2 separate regions of the Homo sapiens genome follow, and region 2 is linked to region 1. A link is a loop called in an ENCODE intact Hi-C map of the cell type or tissue named here. Cell type or tissue: gastrocnemius medialis. All regions are shown on one strand.

Region 1 (5,000 bases):
GATGAGAAGGCCATCATGACTTACGTGTCCTGCTTCTACCACGCTTTCTCGGGGGCTCAGAAGGTGAGCTGGGCCAGGCACACCTCGCTGCTGGGGCTGCAGACCTGCCTTCACCACCGCCCTTGCATCACCGCTGGCCATCTGTGGTTGGAGCCCTGGCCAGGCCGTGGGCCGCCACACCACACAGACTGACCCTGCCGGCCTCTGACTCGGAAGGTCCCCTGGGGCAGGTTTCCCGCCTGGCCGGTGCTGGGCCTGTGCTGAGGAGTCACAGACCTCTGTTTGAACACAGCCCACCCTGGGAGGTGGGTGGTGGCATCCTAGGCTCTCAGGCGGGGAAACTGAAGCCCTGCATTACAGTCAATGGCAGAGCTGGGATTTGACTGCCCGGCGTTCCCACTCGCCCTGTCCATCATCTGCACCAGGGCTGCCTGCCTGCCCCTGCCAAGCCCTTCGTGGGGAGCACTGGGCTTTACCCGTTTTGCAGCTCCTTCCTGCCAGGAAAGGCTCAGCATGTGCAGCCCAACCTGCACTCACGGTCCCAGCCCTCCAGAGGCCAGGCAGAGCCCACAGAGCTTGCGTGGCAGTGGCCGCCCTCCTGGGCCCAGCTGACCTCATGCTGCCTCACAGCTCCTGCCGGGCCCTCAGCGTTCACGCAGAGGCCCAAGCACTGCTCCCCCCGCTTGCCTTGTGGTCTCTGAAGTATCTCAGGCAGCATTCCCGATGCCTGCTTTGAAGTGTCAGCAGTTGGCACAGGTTCAGAGGAGGAGGCAGAATCGATTCTTGTTTACTGAACATGTACTACACGCTAGGCACCCTCCAAGGCCTTCACATGCACAGGCTTCCAGAGGGTCCCTGTGCACACCCCCAGGAGGGCTAGGCGCAGTTAGCCCCATTTGAGAGAGGAGGAATTGAAGTTTAGGGAAACAGCTATTCCTAAAACTAGAAGGGGGGGGCCGTACCTTCTGTGGACCCCTGCTTTGAGCCTCCCAACTAGCAGGTGCATTACCTACCGTCAGTCTGGCCTGGCCCCACTCTGCCACCTCTTGGTACTGTGACCTTGGGTGGGTCACTTGACCTCAGCTTCCCCACCTGTGAAATGGGCATCGCTGTAGTTCGGTCTCACAGGATTGTTCTGGGCGTGAAACGAGCTCCTGCAGGCAAAGGGCTTAGCACAGTGCCTGGCACGGCAGCTGCCATTTAGGCAGCTGCCAGGGAGCCACAGTGGTGGGGAGTGTGGTTCTTCCCAGCCTCGGGCCAGAAAGGCCTCTTCACCTCCTCAGCATGCGATTGGAGCTTGTGTTTGGAGTGTTCTGCTAGAGGGCACGGGCCAGGAGGGTGGAGGGAGGACCCCTGACCCACACTCCCGCGGGAGGGTGGGCAGGGACCAGCAGCAATGGACGATTCGTCACCACAGACCCCAACTAACAGCATGTTTGCCATTGGACTCACCCCTACGGGCCCCGAACCAGCCCCCTGCCCACCACATGGCCTCACCAGATTGCTTTTCTTTCTACCCACACTGCTCCCCTGTGCTTAGGGCTGAACTCCAGTCTGGAGGCTCTGAGGGATTTTGGGGGAGCAGGGACTGGCAGGCAAGCCCAGGACAGTATGGGTGGGTGCTGAGGCACTGGGCCTGGAGGCTTGTCACTGGCCCCTCTCTGAGGGGGTAGTGGAGGCCCGGCTGCAGGGCGCTGGCTGGTCAGAAAGGAAAGTGCTGGGTCCCTGTGTGCTCCTCAGGACAGCCCCGTGGTGCTGCTCCTGCTGCCTCGTTTCCCCAGAGACCCAGTCCAAGCTCTTGCAAGAGTGCTCTCTGGGGTTCATGTTTTATAAACGCAGAGTGAACCCCAGGTCTAGCGCCAGTGTGCCCATTCTGTCCTGAGATCATTTATTTCTAGTCACCGAAGCGTTCCCGCCTCGTTCCTTTATTCACTCACTCATTCAGCAACCCTGAACACCGCCAGTGCACTGAGCCCCAAGCTGGATGCGGGAACTCAGCGGTGAAACATGATTCCCTTGCCTTGCGGCAGCCCCGTGCTCACAGAGAGGACTTGAGTTTCGGGTGCCAGTTGTCTCTGCCAAGTTAGGAGTCAGGGACTGACCTCTGTGACCCCCACAAGCTGCAGCCCTGGCTGTGTTTTCCACACTGGCCTGGGGCCCATGTTCATTGGCTGAGGAACCTCTTGGACCTCATCTCTGAGGAGCACCGCCTGGGGCCCTGGGTGTGTGTCCCGCAGCATGGCGCGGGGTGTGCACGTGCGTGTGTGCGCTCACACGAGCACCGGCTGCCGCCTCCCCGCCTGTCTCCAGGTGCCATGTGTGGAGGGGAGAGGCTGGGCGTCGCTGCCTGCAGCACTGGCTCTGAGCCGTTGGCCAAGCCTCTCCATTTTCCTTCCCCATCACTCTGTAGACCCTCCTCACTCTTTCTGTTCCTGTTCTGTTGCCGTTTCAACTCCTCCTCTTGGACCCTTTCTGTGCTTCCTGAAAGGTACCTGGTCTCTCTCTCCCCGTGTGCACCCCCTGCCTCCTCTACACTGTTCACTGCCCCCTAGCAGGACAGGGCAGGACGCTCTCCTGTAGTTCAGGCCCAGGGACTATGTCCACCACTCTCACCCTCCAAAGCCCCAGCACTTTTCTGCCCCACGGATGGTGACTTCTGTCCTCTGGAGCTCCTATTAACATTGCCTCCAAGGCAGGAGAGTGGACAGGCCTGAGTGTGCTCCTGTGCACGGACCACTAGGCTCCTCCGGGACCCGGGCGCCCCTGCTCTGTTGCCCCCAGCTCTCCAGCTCTCGGCTTCCCATCCTTTCACCTTCCCACCGGGAGAGACTCCTCCGCAGTCTTAGGTCCAACGCAGCCGACCCGTCCAGCCTCACCCTCCTCTGTGTGGGGCACTAGAGGGTTTGCGAGCAGCAGTGGGAGGGCTCCCCAACCCTCCTCGGTGCCTCCAGGGTCTGGGCTTTCTGGACCCAGGGGCATTTTGCAGTCAGCAGTGAGGATGCCAACAAGGCCTATTGGGACAGGGCACCATCTCACTGGAGCTGTGCTTCCTCTCCTTCCCCTCTGTGAGGAGTTCCGTGGGCCATGGACCAGCTGCTTTCAAGGGACGTGCCCGTCAGGAGGGAGGGTGGCCAGCCCCCAGGCAGCCCTGACTGTGTGCTCCCCTCCAGGCTGAAACTGCCGCCAACCGGATCTGTAAGGTGCTGGCTGTCAACCAAGAGAACGAGCACCTGATGGAGGACTACGAGAAGCTGGCCAGCGACGTGAGTGTTCCCCCAGTGAAAGTCAGGGCCACCTCATTATCCTCAGCCAGAGGTCACTGTGACTCTTGCAGGGGGAAAGCAGGTGTGGCAGCGAGATGACCTAGAAAAGGCTGCGTGGTCACAGACCATGGCATTTAGCCAGCTGGTGTGTACACGACCTCTCCGTTTGCTTCCACAAGGCTAAGGGTCAGACCGGCAGCCACCTTGCCAGCCAGCCCCTGGGCTCCCGAGCTTGGGTTCCTACAGAGATGCTCAGGGACAGTGTTTCCTGGGCACCTCAGTGCTTTAGAATCACCTGGGGAGCTTTGTGAAAGCCCCTCTTCCCGTGCCCTGGCCCTGGAGAGAGTGATTCAGAAGGATGGAGAGGGGCCTGGGAACCAATAGGATAGCAGGCCCTGTGCAGGTGCTTAACGAGCAGCCCAGCAAGACGGGAACTCGGATTATCCTCCTTTCCAAGTGAGGAAACTGAGGCCCAGGGAGGGTCAGGCACGTGCCTGCTGTTACATGACTAGTGGGACAGAGAGCTGGGCTTCACCCAGGCAGCCCTGCTCTAGAGTCCAAACCCAATGCTTCAGTTGGAAATAAGGGTGGTTAGTACAACTCTTCTGGAGGCTCTTCATTTTTGAAATCTCCATATTTAAAAAATAAACGTAGGCTGGGCGCAGTGGCTCACACCTGTAATCGCAGCATTTTGGGAGGCCAAGGCAGGTGGATCACTTGAGGTCTGGAGTTCAAAACCAGCCTGGCCAACATGGTGAAACCTTGTCTCTACTGAAAATACAAAAATTAGCCGGGTGTTGTGGCACACACCTGTAGTCCCAGCTACTTGGGAGGCTGAGGCAGGAGGATCGCTTGAGCCTGGGAGGCAGAGGTTGCAGTGAGCCAAGATTGCGCCACTGTACTCTAGCCTAGCGACAGAGCAAGACTCCATTAAAATAAAAATAAAATAAAATAAAATTTCCCAAAGAGCAGTGGTTTGACTGCTCATCTAGAACCAGTGGTTCCCAGATTTTGCAATCTCATAGACCAGGAAAATTTGAAAAACTATTGGATGTCCAACCTAAGAGGGCCAGCTTTTTATTTTGCCAAGTTACGGATGTTTTAAAAAGAAACACTACCATCTGTTACCACCAGCACTTCTAACACCAAGATAAGGTAAAAAGGTTATTCTTAGAACCCCAGCCATTGCCAAGAAAGGGCAGCTGGCAGCACGCCTCACAATGTATCCACACAGAGGTATTTCTGTCTTTGAATTTCTCACTTTGCCAGAAGTTGGCATTTGGGAACCACTTCTCCAGCTTGTCCGTGCTGGCAGATAACTGATTTTGTACTTCTAGAATTGTTTTATTATTTTTTTGAGATGGAGTTTCACTCTTGTCACCCAGGCTGGAGTGCAATGGCACGACCTTGGCTCACTGCAACCTCTGCCTCCCAGGTTCAAGCAGTTCTCCTGCCTCAGCCTCCCAAGTAGCTGGGATTACAGGCGCGCACCACCACGCCCAGCTAATTTTTGTATTTTTTTTAGTAGAGATGGGGTTTCACCATGTTGGTCAGGCTGATCTTGAACTCCTGACCTCAGGTGATCCACTCACCTCAGCCTCCCAAAGTGCTGGGATTACAGGTGTGAACCAGCGTGCCTGGCCTAGAATTGTTTTAGAATGTCCAACTGTTTGTTACCCTTTCTCACTCCATTAAAGATCTGAGTAGTTCCTAAAAGAATATGTTTGTTTCTTTTTC
Region 2 (5,000 bases), 180 kb after region 1:
TTGTTTGTTTGTTTGTTTTTTTAAATTGAGATGGAGTCTTGCTCTGTCACCCAGGCTGGAGTGCAGTGGCACAATCTTGACTCACTACAACCTCTGCCTCCCAGGTTCAAGCGATTCTCCTGCCTCAGCCTCCCGAGTAGCTGGGGTTACAGGCACCACCACACCTGGCTAATTTTTGTATTTTTAGTAGAGACCAGATTTCATGATGTTGGACAGGCTGGTCTTGAACTCCTGACCTCGTGATCTGCCCACCTCGGTGTCCCAAAGTGCTGGGATTACAGGCGTGAGCCACCGCGCCCGGCCACCTGTTTTATAATTCGGGGTTCTGAGGTGTGATCTAGAGCTTGAATTAATACTGTTGTAGTGCATCATGTCATTTCTATACATATTCATAAAACAGGTAGAGGCAGCAACATTTTGTTGTTGTTTTGATTTGTTTTTTGTTTCTTTGAAACCAGGTCTCCCAGGCTACAGTACAGTGGCACCATCATAGCTCACTGCAGTCTTGACTTCCTGAACTCAAGCAATCCCCCTACCTCAGCCTCCTGAGTAGCTGGGGCTACAGGCACACGCCACCCTGCCCAGCTAATTTTTGTATTTCTTGTAGAGACAGGGTCTCCCTATGTTGCCCAGGCGGGTCCCAAACGCCTGGGCTCGAGCTATCTCTCGCTTTGGCCTCCCAAAGTGCTGGGATTACAGGTGTGAGCCACTGTGCCCAGCCCATCAAGATTTTTTTACTGTTAGGGGTGTGAGACTCTCCAAACCAGAAGCCAACAATGTGAGCCATCCTTGCTTGAATGCCCCAGGGAGAGGCCCTTGGCTAAGCACCTGACGTGTACGAGACATGTTTATAATTGGGCAAAGCACAAAAAACTATAAAAAGGTGCCCCTTCCTTAAGGCACAACATCTACTTGTTGGACACGTGTCATAGTGTATGGATTTTGTTAGATGAAGTCACTTTGGAAACTCGCTCATAACCAATGTGAAATCTGGGGTGCCTATAGTGCACACAGAGTCCCTTCAGCCATAGGCTCCTTCCACATCACACATGGGATGGCCCTGAGAGGAGGTCACTGCCACCGCACTGCAGACCTGAGAGGGCAGACCTGAGAGGGCAAACCTTTTCTGGCCCCTGTTTGACGGAAGGGGAAACTGAGGCAGAGAAGACGTGACTCACGGCAGGTCATGCAGCAAGGAGGCAGTAGGCCAAGCCCTGGCCCCGCATTGCTGGAGTCCCCGCCTGAGCTCTTGGGCACGCAGCTCTGCTCCTCTGCTGAGGACACCATGCCCGTTCCACCCGCCCATCCTCCTCCCAGGATGCTCGCATCCGCCTACCTGCGTGTAGCAGCGCAGGAGTAGCCCCTTGTCCTTCAGCAGGCGCATGAAGTAGTGACAGATGGTTGGCTGCAGGGAAGAGCGACAGCACTGCTGACGACTGCAGGGAACAGCCACAGGCCACTGCCGCATGCCAGGAACTGTTCTAGGCACTGTGACTGTTTTACCCCCAGGGAACCGTCACAGCAGCCGCGTCGGGGAGAGACCACTGCTATCCCCAGATCACAGATGAGGAAACTGAAGGACAGGGAAGGGGATTGTGTTGCCAAAGTCACACGGTGGGTAAGCTGCAGAGCTGAGATTCACACCCAGGCAGCCCGGCTGCAGGGTCCCGGGCTCTCAACGGCATCATTAGTCAGCTAAGCCTCGCAGCAGCCCTCTTCAGACAGTACCATTAGCTTCACTTCACAGGAGGCAAATCGGAGGCTCAAGGTCGTAAGATGAAGACACGAGGAACCAGGACTTGAACCGAGGCAGTCTGGGCCCAGCACCCATGTACTTAATGGCTACATAATATTTGTCTGCAGGGCCTTGGCGGGGCTTCTCATGCGTGCCCTCCCCCAACCCTTCCTGTTTCGCCCCCTGCAAAACAAAGATCTCACCTTGAACTGCCCAGGATAGAGTTCCTTGGCGAGGGCGAAGAAGGGTTCCGGATGTTTCTGTAGGAGAGACAGCCAGAGGGCCAGATGCCCCAGGTAGCGTGAGGGTTGGAGCCAGGTGACCCCATCCCCACCCCTCACAGACGCCCCTTCCTGGGGGAGCACAAACCTTGAAATAGCTGATCTCAAAGATGGCCTCTGGGTAGGGAAGATGGTACTTCTCTAGGTTGTCATAGAGGCCGGTGGATGGAGAGCGAAAGTCGGGGATGCCTGCGGCTAGGAAAGGGGGGTCAGGGAGCAGTTGGTCTATACCATACTAACCCTCCCAGGACAGGGCTCAGATAGGGCTCCTCCCCAGCCCTTGGGAGGGACTCCCCAGTTCCTGGGGGTAGCTGCTGGGGGAGAAGGGTTACTTACATGTGGAGATTCCAGCTCCCACCAAACAGATGACTCTGCGACCTGGAGGAGAGGAACTTATGCACCATATGACACCGTTTGCTCAGTCCCTACGATAGCACCACCCATCACAGCCCCTGACATCGTTTACTCCATGCCAGGCCCTGGGGCAAGCATCTCAGATGCATGACGGGCCTTCCAATCATCTAGACGGGGATGGTGTTAACATCCCCATTTTATAAATGAGAAAACTGGGGCTCAGATAGGGGAAGAAGTCACACAATCAACTGCGGAAGAGCCAGCCAGCGGATAAAGAATCCAGTGTTGGGCTGGGTGCAGTGGCTCATGCCTGTAATCCCAGAACTTTGGGAGGCTGAGGCAGGCGGGTCATCTGAGGTCAAGAGTTTGAGCCCAGCCTGGCCAACATGGCAAAACCTCATCTCTACTGAAAATACAAAATTAGCCAGGCGTGGTGGCACGTGCCTGTAATCTCAGCTACTTGGGAGGCTGAGGCAGGAGAATCACTTGAACCCGGGAGGCGGAGGTTGCAGTGAGCCGAGATCATGCCATTGCACTCTAGCCTGGGTGACAGAGCGAGACTCCATCTCAAAAAAAGGAAAAAAAAAAAAAAAAGAGAATCCACTGTTGGAAATCACACCAACTTGGACTTGAGAAAAGGCCACTTTAGGATAAGAACCCTGGGCTGAGCAGAAATAGCTAGCTGGTGGCTGGTGAGTAGCCACCAGGCCATAGTACCCTGGCATCTGCCCATCAGCTGATAGACAGGCACAAGTGTGATATGCTGTGGATCAGATGCCTCTGGGATGCCCTGTCCAAGGGAGGACAGCAAAGGTGAACAGAGCACAAAGCCTGCCACAGCTTCAGCCCTGAGCTTCAGCTCTGAGATGCCATCAGGCCAGGCCTGGTTGAATCCAGTGGTGGCTACATGTGGTCTGGATTCAGGGGACCTGGGGTCAAATCCTGGCTCTGCCACTTGGCAACTGTTTGACCCTACACTGAGTCGTGACCTTTTTGTGCCTCCTTTTCCTCCTCTGTTCAGATCACTTCCATAATGATCTTACAGGTATAATGTGAATATCAAATAATAGGGCACTTGTAAAGTGCTGAGCCCAGTGCCTGGCAAATAGTGAAGCCTCAATTAAGTGGTTAAAAAGAAATTTTTAGGGCCGGGCCCGGTGGCTCACTCCTGTAATCCCAGCACTTTGGGAGGCCGAGGGGGGCAGATCACCTGAGGTCAGGAGTTCAAGACCAGCCTGGCTAACATGGTGAAACCCCGTCTCTACTAAAAGTACAAAAATTAGCCGGGCGTGGTGGCACGCGCCTGTAATCCCAGCTACTCGGGAGGCTGAAGCAGGAGAATCGCTTGAACCCGGGAGGCAGAGGTTGCAGTGAGCCATGATAGCGCCACTGCACTCCAGCCTGGGTAACAGAGTGAGACTCTGTCTCAAAATAATAATAATAATAAATTTTTAGAGCAGTGAGGTGAGGGTTGGAGCCTCACCTTTAAATTTTTGCAGAGAGGGGGTCTCGCTTATTGCCCAGGCTAGTCTTGACCTACTGGCCTCAAGCGATCCTCCTGCTTTCAGCCTCCCAAAATGGTGGGATTATAGGCCTGAACCACCACTCCCGGCCTCAACTAATTGTTATTTTTCATTACTATCTCCTCCTGGGCACCCTCATGAGCCAATTACCCCAGAATCCAGGTGCAGGAGGACACAAGGAACAAATGCTTTGTAGCCACTGCCTGTGTTGTCTTTGGGGCCTGCCCAGGCTAAAAGATGGCTGCAGACAGCTGCTCGCCTGCCGCAGGAGAGGGAGGCTCAGGGCAGCAGGCCTGGCTGCCTGAGGAGGGAGACAGTGGCAGCTGGAGGACAGGGACACAGGAGAAGATGTCCTCAACAAAAGGCTGCTCAGGAACCACAAAGGGTCGATTGTTCTAGTTGAGGACTGCCAAGGGCCTGGTTTCTCAGACTTTGGTGACCTCAACTTGTGGCAAGAAATATAAATTTCAGGCCGGGACGGGTGGTTCATGCCTCTAATCCTAGCACTTTGGGAGGCCGAGGAGGGTGGATTGCCTGAGCTCAGGTGTTCAAGACCAGCCTGGGCAACATGGTGAAACCCTGTCTCTACTAAAATACAAAAAATTAGCCAGTCGTGGTGGTGTGCGTCTGTAATCCCAGCCACTCGGGAGGCTGAGGCAGGAGAATTGCTGGAACCCGGGAGGTGGAGGTTGCAGTGAGCTGAGATTGTGCCACTGCACTCCAGCCTGGGCAACAGAGCAAGACTCCATCTCAAAAAAAAAAAAAGAAAAAGAAATATAAATTTCATGCTGACTCAGTAAGTGGACACCTATCCACCACATCTGAAATAAGCCTCCTGTAGTAATAACCACGGCACACCCTGCCACAGCTCTCGCTATGTTCCAGGCCCTGCTCTAAGCATTTGCATTTTTATTTATCTTTTAAATTTTATTACTTTATTTTTTTTTAGAGTCAGAGTCTCACTGTGTTGCCCAGGCTGCAGTGCAGTGGTGCCATCATAGCTCACTGCAGCCTCCAATTCCTGGGCTCAAACAATCCTCCCTTCTCAGCCTCCTGAGTAACTGAGACTACAGGCAACGCCCCCATATCTGACTATTTTTTTTTTTC

Evidence for each region. Hi-C counts contacts between places; a loop is a spot of excess contacts. Peaks named below come from ENCODE experiments on the same cell type or tissue, not always from the same donor. Only the 100,000 strongest peaks of a DNase experiment are listed, where the experiment ranks them.
Region 2: it touches region 1 in a loop (2.7-fold over the local background); 7 of 110 quality-filtered maps call a loop at or near these places.

The regions. Positions count from the first base shown.
Region 1 is chr19:38,711,299-38,716,298 of GRCh38, forward strand. ACTN4 (actinin alpha 4) reads left to right here. Exons shown (of 21, transcript NM_004924.6): 9 at 3,171-3,263. The region is part of intron 1 of LOC107985291 (a long non-coding RNA gene); the gene reads right to left. Among named protein-coding and RNA genes, the nearest start is that of CAPN12, 31 kb to the right of the region's middle. In gastrocnemius medialis, no CTCF peak of the experiment used is centred here; DNase peaks (open chromatin) are centred at 2,103 and 3,276; H3K27ac peaks cover 5,000 bases.
Region 2 is chr19:38,887,751-38,892,750 of GRCh38, forward strand. SIRT2 (sirtuin 2) reads right to left here. Exons shown (of 16, transcript NM_012237.4): 5 at 2,353-2,394; 6 at 2,105-2,211; 7 at 1,939-1,995; 8 at 1,337-1,405. Among named protein-coding and RNA genes, the nearest start is that of SIRT2, 9.4 kb to the right of the region's middle. In gastrocnemius medialis, no CTCF peak of the experiment used is centred here; a DNase peak (open chromatin) is centred at 3,121; H3K27ac peaks cover 4,914 bases.